Regions from separate parts of the Homo sapiens genome. Here region 2 is linked to region 1. A link is a contact called in ENCODE Hi-C or POLR2A ChIA-PET data. All regions are on one chromosome and are shown on one strand. Each heading gives the region's core, a stretch centred on a gene start or an enhancer-like site at or near the end of the contact. The rest is flanking DNA. Distances are from core to core; before and after follow the strand shown.

Region 1 (4,773 bases), core at 1,294-3,793:
ATTACTTGCTTTTCTGTTGCAAAGACTAAAAGCTATTGTTTTGGAGTAGGGAAATTTCCATTTAAAATTCCATTGGCTAGGTTAGCGGTATCAGTTGATTTAGCAAGGAATTAAGAGATGAAAAGGAATTATTTCTTTCGTGGTGGCTTCATCTTTATCTGTATCCACTATAAAATTCGTAAAGTGGGCGTTATTTGCTTTACACAGACCAGAAAACAGGCTACAGAAGGTAACTGCTTGGCCAGAAATGGGTTGAGTCAGTCGTGGCTTATGGCACAAACTACATTTGAGTCTACAAAGCAATAGATGAAGGTCTTCGCCAAGTGAAGACTTTTTGGACTTGGAAAGTTCACACACTTCCAGCGCTCTATAAGAAGATAGGGTGGGGGAGTTGGAGGAGAGGACCCACATCCCTCTTCCAGCCTAGGACCAACTTGGCCCAGAGGCCTTTTCCCATGCCGCCCAAGGCTCGCTGAGAAATCTGGCTCCACACAGTGGGAGAACCCAGGGTCAGGCTTACTGTGAGTGAGGCCGGCCCAGTCTTTCCCGAGCCTTCCTCAGGGAGACCTGGGGGTATCTCACTTCCCTGCGGAAGTCTGTGGAGTTTAATTTGTAAATTTGTGCCGAAACTACACTTTTGTGTCAAAGAGCAAGGACGGCCAAGAAGCGGCAACACGAATAAGAGCGCAGGGAAATGGGGCCTGCGAACGACCTCGGCCTCGGGAACTCCCACAGTGCCGCCCCACGCGCGACGCCTACCCGAGAACAGCCACCCGCCTCCGCTCCCGGAGGAGGCGTGGTCGACCAGCACCGCCATCTTGGCCGCCTCTCTAGGCGCTCTGTTTACCACTCTATGGTCGCCTGCTCCCGCCCCGCCCCTTCCCAGTCATTGTCTGGAGGAGCAGCCGCGGCCGCAGCTCCTTCTCTTTATAAGCCCGCAGTTCCCGGATGTGAATGGATTACAATGTATCTTTCAGGGAAACCTATTATTATCAATGTGACTCCACGGGGGAGTCCATGGTGATGATGATGAGGAGGAGGATGATGATGATGAGACACCTCTAAACTTGGAACAAGTTTAAGACTTTATGAGAGAAGAAAAAAAATCACCAACAAGAATTGTTTGAGGAAAAATTATAACTATCCTGTGTTCATTTTTTTTTTTATAAACAATAAGAAAAAGTTGTTGGATTTTTTTTTAATGATTTCTTTTTTGGGGGAGGGAATTTTGTTGCAGTTTTATGGTGGAAAATGCAAAAACCAGAGCCAGGTGCATAATCTTGTAATCTGTGGATATCCCTGGAGCAGGACTGAGTACCAGTTAAAATACTTTTTGGGGATACACATGTGAGATACTAAGTACTTGCAGAAGATTTTTGTCTCTCTTTTTAAAGTCTCTTTCCTTGGAATATTGTGAGAATATTTGTGGCCATTTAAGGTAACGTTTCAATTTGCCGTCAGAGTAAACTGTTTGTAATTGAATTTAATTTTTAAAATGTCGATCCCGATGTTTTATTAAAACAAAAGGGACAACCTATTAAATAATTGCCAATGGGAAAAAGTGTGTGCATGCATTTTGTGTATGTACTCGCACATCTAGCAATACCAGGATTTGTAGAATGTGTGTTTTTTTTTTCAAACACACGTTAAAATAGCTTATGTTGCATATACCGGATAAAGCACGCTTGTTATTACGAAACGATAGAATTATGAAGCTTAAATTTTATCCTAAAAAGTGATGTGAAAAAGTATGTTTTAAGAGCATGCAGGGCCTATAATGGTAAATGTTGAATTAAAAACTTACAGTGCTGGCGAACAGGGACTTAGCGTGCCTAGGAACTCAAGTGCAAAAACAAAACAACATCCACCCCCAAAAATTGCCCTTTTTTTTTTTCGAAGTTTGCAGTTATACTATTCTGTGACTTAAAAGGGAGGGGAAAGAAAGTATGCAATTCAGATTTCGCCCCCAACGCAAAACTACCGAAACGAAAATCTCCCCAGGAAAATGTGGCTTGATTTATAGACGAAAAAGAAAAATATTGTTCCTCTTGGCAAAGTCTTTTTGCATCACGTGTATTTGCAGCCTAGTATAAACTTGCTTTGCCGTGTGTGGATGTGTGAGTGAGAGGGAACGAGAGTAAGAGAAAGAAAGAAGTGAGGGGATGTAAACTCGAATAAATTTCAAAGTGCCTCCGAGGGATGCAACGGGCAAAAACTGAACTGTTCAGGCTTCAGATTGTAACTGACGATCTGAGGAAAAATGAGGTGCTCGATGAATTTTCGTTTGTATTTTTTGGCGAGGCGGGGGAGGTGTTGAGATTTTTTTTTTTTCCCCTCGGGGTGGGTGCGAGGGGGATGCATCCTAGCCTGCCCGACCCGGAGCAAGTCGCGTCTCCCCGCCGGAGCCCCCCCACCCATTTCTTTGCTGAACTTGCAATTCCGTGCGCCTCGGCGTGTTTCCCCCTCCCCCCTTCCCTCCGTCCCCTCCCCTCCCCGGAGAAGAGAGTTGGTGTTAAGAGTCAGGGATCTTGGCTGTGTGTCTGCGGATCTGTAGTGGCGGCGGCGGCGGCGGCGGCGGGGAGGCAGCAGGCGCGGGAGCGGGCGCAGGAGCAGGCGGCGGCGGTGGCGGCGGCGGTTAGACATGAACGCCGCCTCGGCGCCGGCGGTGCACGGAGAGCCCCTTCTCGCGCGCGGGCGGTAGGTACCGGCGCCTGCGGGGCTCGGCGGGGCGGAGGCGCCCGGCGGCGCGGGGTTCGGGCTCGGCGGCCCCGCACGCGGCTCCGCGCCTCCCGCGCCGCGGGCTCCCGGCGCCCGGCGCTCCCAGAAGAGACACCCCTTCCCCTCCCGCCGCTTCCCTCCCCCTCGCCGCCAGCCCCCCCGCCCCTCCCCTTGATGCCCCCTCGGAGGGACCGAGGACTTTGCCAGGGGCCTGACTTTAATTTTTATAACCCCTTTCTTTCACAAATTAGGGTGCTGGACAATTAGAGGACCCGACCCTCCACTCCGCTCCCCCCAACCCTGTCACCCCACCCCTCCCCCTTTGGACGTGTTTTCACTCCAGAGACGCTCATCTTTAATTTCTTGATAGCTACTTTGAAAAGCGGAGGGGAGTGGTGTGTGCGAGTGTGTGTGCGTGTGCGAGTGTGAGTGTGCGAGGGGGGTGGGGTGCAGGGTGGGGGGAAAGTTGAGATCGGATCGTTCTCAGTAGTTTCTCTTTTCTCTGTGATCCATTCATTTCTCGCTCTACCTCCTGTTGCATAAAATGATGCGCTGAAGAGCGGCTTTTTTTTTTTCTTTCCCTGATTTGGTTTTATAGTGGATGTTACCAGTTTGATCGTCTCTTTGGAAATACAATATCGCTTTTTTTTTTTTTTTTTTTTTTTTTTTTTTTTTTTTTGCTATTGCTGCCTATTCCATCTTAAAAAAACAAAACCAAACCCAACCCAACAACAAGTCTCCCATCCCTTCCTCCTTTCCACCTTAATCCCACCCGCCCCCACGTCCCCACCCCCAACCCCCCAGTCTCCAAAAATCCGATTGTGTTTTCTCCAAGGATTGGGACTGGATTTTCTGATTGCGGTTATTTCCATGTTTCTAGGTTTGTGTGATTTTGCTAAAATGCATCACCAACAGCGAATGGCTGCCTTAGGGACGGACAAAGAGCTGAGTGATTTACTGGATTTCAGTGCGGTAAGAAAGAACGGTGGAAACTAACAACAGCTGTGAAAAAAACAAAACAAAAACCCAAACACTTCAGCTAGAAACCAGTAGGAATCTAAAGGACAGTAATAATTTTTAATTGGCTGAATCCTTGGTAAATATGAAGGTCTTTTTGACAAGTTTTTAACTATAATTTTGTGGTGTGATGGAAGATTCAGGCTTTTTTTTTTTTTTGAGTTTTATTACTGGCCTTCAATTCCCTACCCACTGATTACCCCAAATAATGGAATCTCACCCCAGTGGAAAGCAAAAATAGACACCCCTAAAACTAAACCACCCCTAAAACTTGGCCATGTCTGAACACTGAGACTACTAATACTTTGCACACTACTCTTCGTTTTATTTATTGTTTTTGGAAATGGAAAATAGAAAATAGGAGACCCAGTTGTCTCTTTAAAGTTTTAAGCTAATGATGCTTTGGATTGGTAGGACCTGTTCCTTACATCTTACCTCCTAGTTACATCTTTTCCTAGGATTCTTAAAACTAGTATGGATATGCTGAGCATACATTCTTTAGAACCTTTTGGACTGTTTTGGTAAATTTCGTAGTCGTAGGATCAGCACAAAGCGGAACTTGACACACTTGTGGAGTTTTACGGCTGTACTTGGTCCTTCTCCATCCCTTTGCTTCCTTTTCCTAAACCAAGTCCCAGACATGTCAGGAGAATGAATTCATTTTTAATGCCAGATGAGTTTGGTGTAAGATGCATTTGTAAAGCAAAATAAAAAGAATCCACAAAACACACAAATAAAATCCAAACCGCCTTCCAAGTGGGGCTCTTTCATGCTGCTGCTGCTGCTGCTGCTGCTGCTGCTGCTGCTGCTGCTGCTGCTGCTGCTGCTGCTGCTGCTGCTGCTGCTCCTCCTCCTCCTCCTCCTTCTCCTCCTCCTCCTCCTCTTCTAGACCTTCTTTTGGAGAAATGGCTTTCGGAAGTTTTGCCAGGAAACGTAGCCCTAGGCAGGCAGCTTTGCAGCCCCCTTTCTGCTTGTTGCACTTTCTCCATTCGTTCCTTTGCTTTTTGCAGGCTCTGACTCAGGGAAGGTGTGCATTAT
Region 2 (4,773 bases), core at 890-3,389, 190 kb before region 1:
GTGTGTGTGTATGTGTATGATATGCAAAGAAAACGCAAAAATATTTCTGAAATTTTTTATCTGTGTTTTTGGTTTTTTTTCTTAACATGATAATGAGAGATATTATAAAGCACACCTTTTGTCTTTAAAAAATAACCTCTTCATTGTTTAGATTAGTATCTAGAAATAGAAGATTTTAGAGCTTGCATGGATGGAATTAATAATCTTATCTTATTTTCATAATATTTTAAGCTCACCTTAAATCCTTTTGGGGTGGAAGTAGAGTACCATTAATACATAAATTAAAATCCTGAAAATGGCTCCTTCATTTGACAATTTTTCATTTAAGAGACATGGGACTTAGAAAATTTTTGAGATTTAAAAAAATCCCTCCAGATTATTATTTCAATTGACTCATTTAGCTAAGAACGACTAAAGATATCAGCACATTTGGGAGTGTGAAGATACTGAAGAAACAAAAGCCATTTCCTTTCTCCATGGAGCTTCCAATTCCGAGCCAGATGTAACATACGTGCATGTGTGGGTTTTATCAACTACAGAATTGGGCTCTCTACAAGAAGTCATTGGGTGTTGCAAACAATAAGTGCAAAAAGAGAAAAGGAAGCAATCTGTACAGGTGAAGAACTGACAGGAAAGAGGTAAGCCTCACCTATGACAAAATGAATTGTGGATGCTGGATCACTGAAGTAGGAGAGAGGATGGCAGTGCAAATCAGAGAAATGTCATTAAAAAGGGGGGGTGCGTGCACACAGTAAGTTGGGAGAAATAAAAATCAGAGAGTAGAATGAATTTGAGACTATGAACTAGATTAATTAAGATTTATGGTCTTGGCCAGGCGTGGTGGCTCATGCCTGTAATCCCAGCACTCTGGGAGGCTGGGGCAGGTGGTTAACCTGAGTCCATGAGTTCAAGACTAGCCTGGACAACATGGTAAAACCTTGTCTCTACAAAAAAATAAAAATTAAAATTCTAACAATTAGCCAGCTGTGGTGGTGCACAACAGTAAGTCCCAGCTACTCAGGAGGCTGAGGTGGGAGGATCGCTTGATCCTGGGAGGCAGAGGTTGCAGTGAGCCATGATGGCACCACTGCACTCAAGCCTGGGCGACACAGCAATACCCTGCCTGAAAAGAAAAATTAAAAATTAAAAAAAAAACTTATGGTCTTATGAGTGGGCTTTCAGTTCCATTTTTGGCTTTACAAGATTCCCACTCAATCAAAATTACACATACAAAATGGAGTGAAGAAAAGCTTTGCATTTACTTAGGAGGTGAAAGAACCATGATAATGTTGGCCCATCCATTTTAACTATGTTAGTGAACATTAAAGTTTGCTCCTTTAAGTGATTTGCCCATGTGTAGGTAGGGAATGTATTTCACACATCTTTTAGACTCTCCACTGTATGGACCAAGAGCAGGACTGACTGACTACACGTTGATAAATTGTTTCAGGCCACTATACTGGATATACTGAATAGACTGAGTGAAATCTCCCCGACGATCTTCACAGATGACTGGAGTCCACAGAAGTCCCTGACCCCCAGTGTTAAAGAGGCCATTACGAATACAGGTTATTATTAGGATAGGAGATATTGTCTGGAATTAAAGTCACCACCAGTCAAATTGGCTGGTACCAGATTCCTGTGATATCTTTGTGCTGTCAACACATACAAAGAGAAGTGTGTGAAAATTATTCAGTCAAAGAATAACTAGCCTAACAAAGGGAACAATTCTGGACAAAAAGTAATCCCGTTTGATTCCAAGAGTAATCCTGTCCGCAGGACAGCTTGGCAAATCCCCCACTTGAAATTTTGTTTTAGAAACACGTTCTCTGACAAGGCAAGAATTCCTCCTAAGATGACATACAGAATTCAGGCCCGAAGCCTGGAAGTCTTGCTCTGAGGCCCATCAGCATGGAAACAGGCCTTTTTAAAGGAAATAATCCAGATATTTTCTTTTTCCTGATGCCTGTGTAGACGTGTTTCCTTGCAGCTCCTTTCAGTTGGCCTGAATGCGGGAAAGCACCAGGGGGAGCTCACACATCTTCCTTCTTTTTCTCCCCCTCTTACAGAAGGTTGGCTCTTGTATCCTAGCAAAAGGGTGGGTCAAAAACAACAACATGCATGAAATGATTCAGAAAGGTAAACAAAGGCAATTCGTTCTGTAAAAATACTCTAGATTCTTTCTGAGGACTGGGCACTACACTGCTCATAGTGGGCACCTAAAGTCAGCATTCAGCCAACTCAGCGGGCTTTAAGATGGAGACTCTTAAACCTCCTGCATCAAAAAGACATAAGGGAATGTCCCTGAGAAGAGCCTGTGTCTCCTTTGAAGAGAGAGAGAGAGATTGATTCTGCCTCCTTGCAATTCGAACCGGCATTTTCCAGAACACTCCAATTTGAATCACAGTGGAGGGTCATGGGAGGGATTTGGCACAGGGGAGTCTTGGGTCTTTGGTTTTCCACATTGATCAATGGGATTGATTTTTTCTGTTTTTGTTTTTGTTTTAAAAGAAGAGAATTAGTTCCTTTTTCTGTCTCCAGGATTGAAAACATGAAGGCAAAGAAGAGAAACTCACAATATGTCATTAACTTTGGGTTATCAATATTAGTGGAAAGAATCAATGGTGCAAAGAATCCTAAAGGACTAGATAATCCGCATATTCGACTTCCTGATTATGTGTTACTGACACTAACATTTCAGAGTGTGGAGACCCTGCCCCATCTGGGGAGAGGGAGAGACAAAGACCCCCTGCTTCTGGTACTTGATTCACACATAATGCCCTCCATTTACTGCTTTCAAGAAATAACCTGTTTCTAATCTTAAATTTCAATCTACTGATCACAAAATCATAGAGATCTTAGCCTTGAAAGAGACTTCATGAGACCATGTGACCAACTTTCTGACGCAGGTGAGATATCATTGTTTTGCATTTTATTTTATAGAGGAAGTCACTGAGATTCAGAAAGGAAAATTAAAGAGGCCGGGTCTCAGTTGAGTGATTTTTCTCCGTAGATTAAAAAATCCATTCAGTATCCAGTTCCCCTTCCCCACCTACTCCTCCTAATAAGGCTGTGAATAGCGTTTTTTATATCCCAAGTCTAAACTTTGAGCCATTGGCAACCCTTAGGAGGAAAGAGATGAATCACAAGGGATTGTGGAATCATTAGAAATTGAGGTAGCTGAACATCTGGGGGAACGCTCGGCTTGATTCAAAACTCTCATCAAATGTGGTTTTCTCCTGGGTGGGAGGCCGCTGAGCCGCAGGGAAGCTGCGGGGCCAGCTGAGTAGCCGGCGGCCTGTTGGGTCCCCAGTGTCGCGCGACAGCACGACCCGAGACAAGGCACCTGGGGCTGGTGCCAGGCAGAGGCCCCGCGTTGCGTGGCCGGCGGCAACAGCGCCTGGCGGTCGGTTCCGGGCGGGGCTGCAGGCGCCGGGTTCCCGCGGCCGCGAGGCGGGGCTGGAGGGCGCTGCGGGCTGCGCGGAGGCTGCGGGAAGCGCGGGGAGCACGCGGAGCCCGACTAGCAGGGAGATCGCGTCGCGCCGGGCACAGGCACGGGACCCGCGCTCTAGGAGGGCGCAGCGAGAGGCGCACTGCGCACCCAGGGGCTGCGGTCCCGGCCGCCGTGCGGTGACAAGCTGACTCCCCGCCGCCGCCCAGCCAAGTCCGCGCGGGGTGCTGGCGGAGATGTCGCATGGGAGGCTTCTTCAACGAGGTGCAAATCCAAGCCACCTCGCCTGAGTGAATGAAGGGACGGCGCGGGGCGCGGGTGGGGTTCACCGTGACAAAAGCCCAGTACCTGGTTCAAACTTTTTTTTTTTTTTTGCCCGCAGGATTAGAACATCCGACATTAAAATGTCTCAGTGCAGCAGAATTTCCCAGCGACTTCGGTGGCGGGAGAGCAGCACCTCTCAGGCACAGCTGTGCGCATCCCTCGGGCCCCACCGACCGCACCATCTGACCGCGGGAAACGAAATCTGAGCTCAGGAATTTGAACTGCCCCACGCACGTTCGTTCCCGGATAAATCTCCTAGAGGACCGTGATTTTTCCACTTAGAGATTATTTAGGGAGATGTCCTGGATGGGACAAGTAGACAAATGGCGGCCCGAGGAAAATGCAGGAAACTCTACATTGTAGACGCTTAAGCACCAACTGTCTGGGCCCCGGGGCAGGGAACGGGAGACATTATCCACCGGAAACATCACACCCCCGGGGCTCCTGGCATTTTCTACATCAGTGAATGTGCCAGCGAAGAAGAGTGTGGGGAAATTTTCTGAACATAGAATTCATATTCCTGAAACGTTAAGTCGTGAAGTGGGTGCTTCAGCTGTCCCCCAGCTTTAGGATTTTAACCCAGCTTTGGTTTTGATCACCGAGAGTTATTCCTTATAATCAAATCAGCAAAAGCGTTCAATTACCTATTACTGGTTGAGAAAGATTCCGTTCCCCCAGCTCATTGTATCGGTTCTTGGACCCAAGATGTTAATTATCGGCCAGGCATTCACAGGGGGTTAATATGGCCCCCCTCGACACCTTGCCTCGTACCAGAGACACCAAAAGCTGCCGCTGAGGGATAATAGAGAATGGGAAAAGCTGGTCATGAAAAACCTCTTTTATTCTTACTTGCAAGCTACCCTTTTGACATTCTTTTTTTAACACTAAATGGAGATTACTGAATTGATAACTTTTGGGTTTTCTCTGTCACACTGGGGTTTTTTTCCCCCCGTTTGTTTGTAAGGTTTTTTTGGTTTTGGTTTTGGTTTTGGGGGGAG

Evidence for each region. A loop is a pair of places that touch in the nucleus more often than their neighbours do. ChIA-PET counts read pairs that join two places held with the same protein, here RNA polymerase II (POLR2A). Pooled maps may share reads with other maps.
Region 2: a loop to region 1 is called in a map of heart right ventricle, with 18 times the contacts of the local background. The contact joins the promoter of LINC01415 here to the promoter of TCF4 in region 1. A Hi-C loop is called at or near these places in 44 of 168 maps with a recorded cell type or tissue (A673, B cell, Caco-2 and 20 more), 15 of 37 single-sample maps with no recorded cell type and 38 of 50 pooled maps. POLR2A ChIA-PET finds 5 or more read pairs at or near these places in 10 of 52 experiments (AG04449, AG04450, H1 and 6 more).

Annotation. Positions count from the first base shown.
Region 1 is chr18:55,585,962-55,590,734 of GRCh38, reverse strand. It overlaps TCF4 (transcription factor 4), which reads left to right and starts at 2,543. Exons shown (of 20, transcript NM_001083962.2): 1 at 2,543-2,697; 2 at 3,599-3,690. The coding sequence starts at 3,619. LOC105372126 (a long non-coding RNA gene) reads right to left here and starts at 836. Exons shown (of 3, transcript XR_935479.3): 1 at 760-836. RefSeq lists an enhancer at 729-958.
Region 2 is chr18:55,779,091-55,783,863 of GRCh38, reverse strand. It overlaps LINC01415 (long intergenic non-protein coding RNA 1415), which reads left to right and starts at 2,139. Exons shown (of 2, transcript NR_145452.1): 1 at 2,139-2,909; 2 at 3,834-4,773. The region is part of intron 2 of LOC105372130 (a long non-coding RNA gene); the gene reads right to left.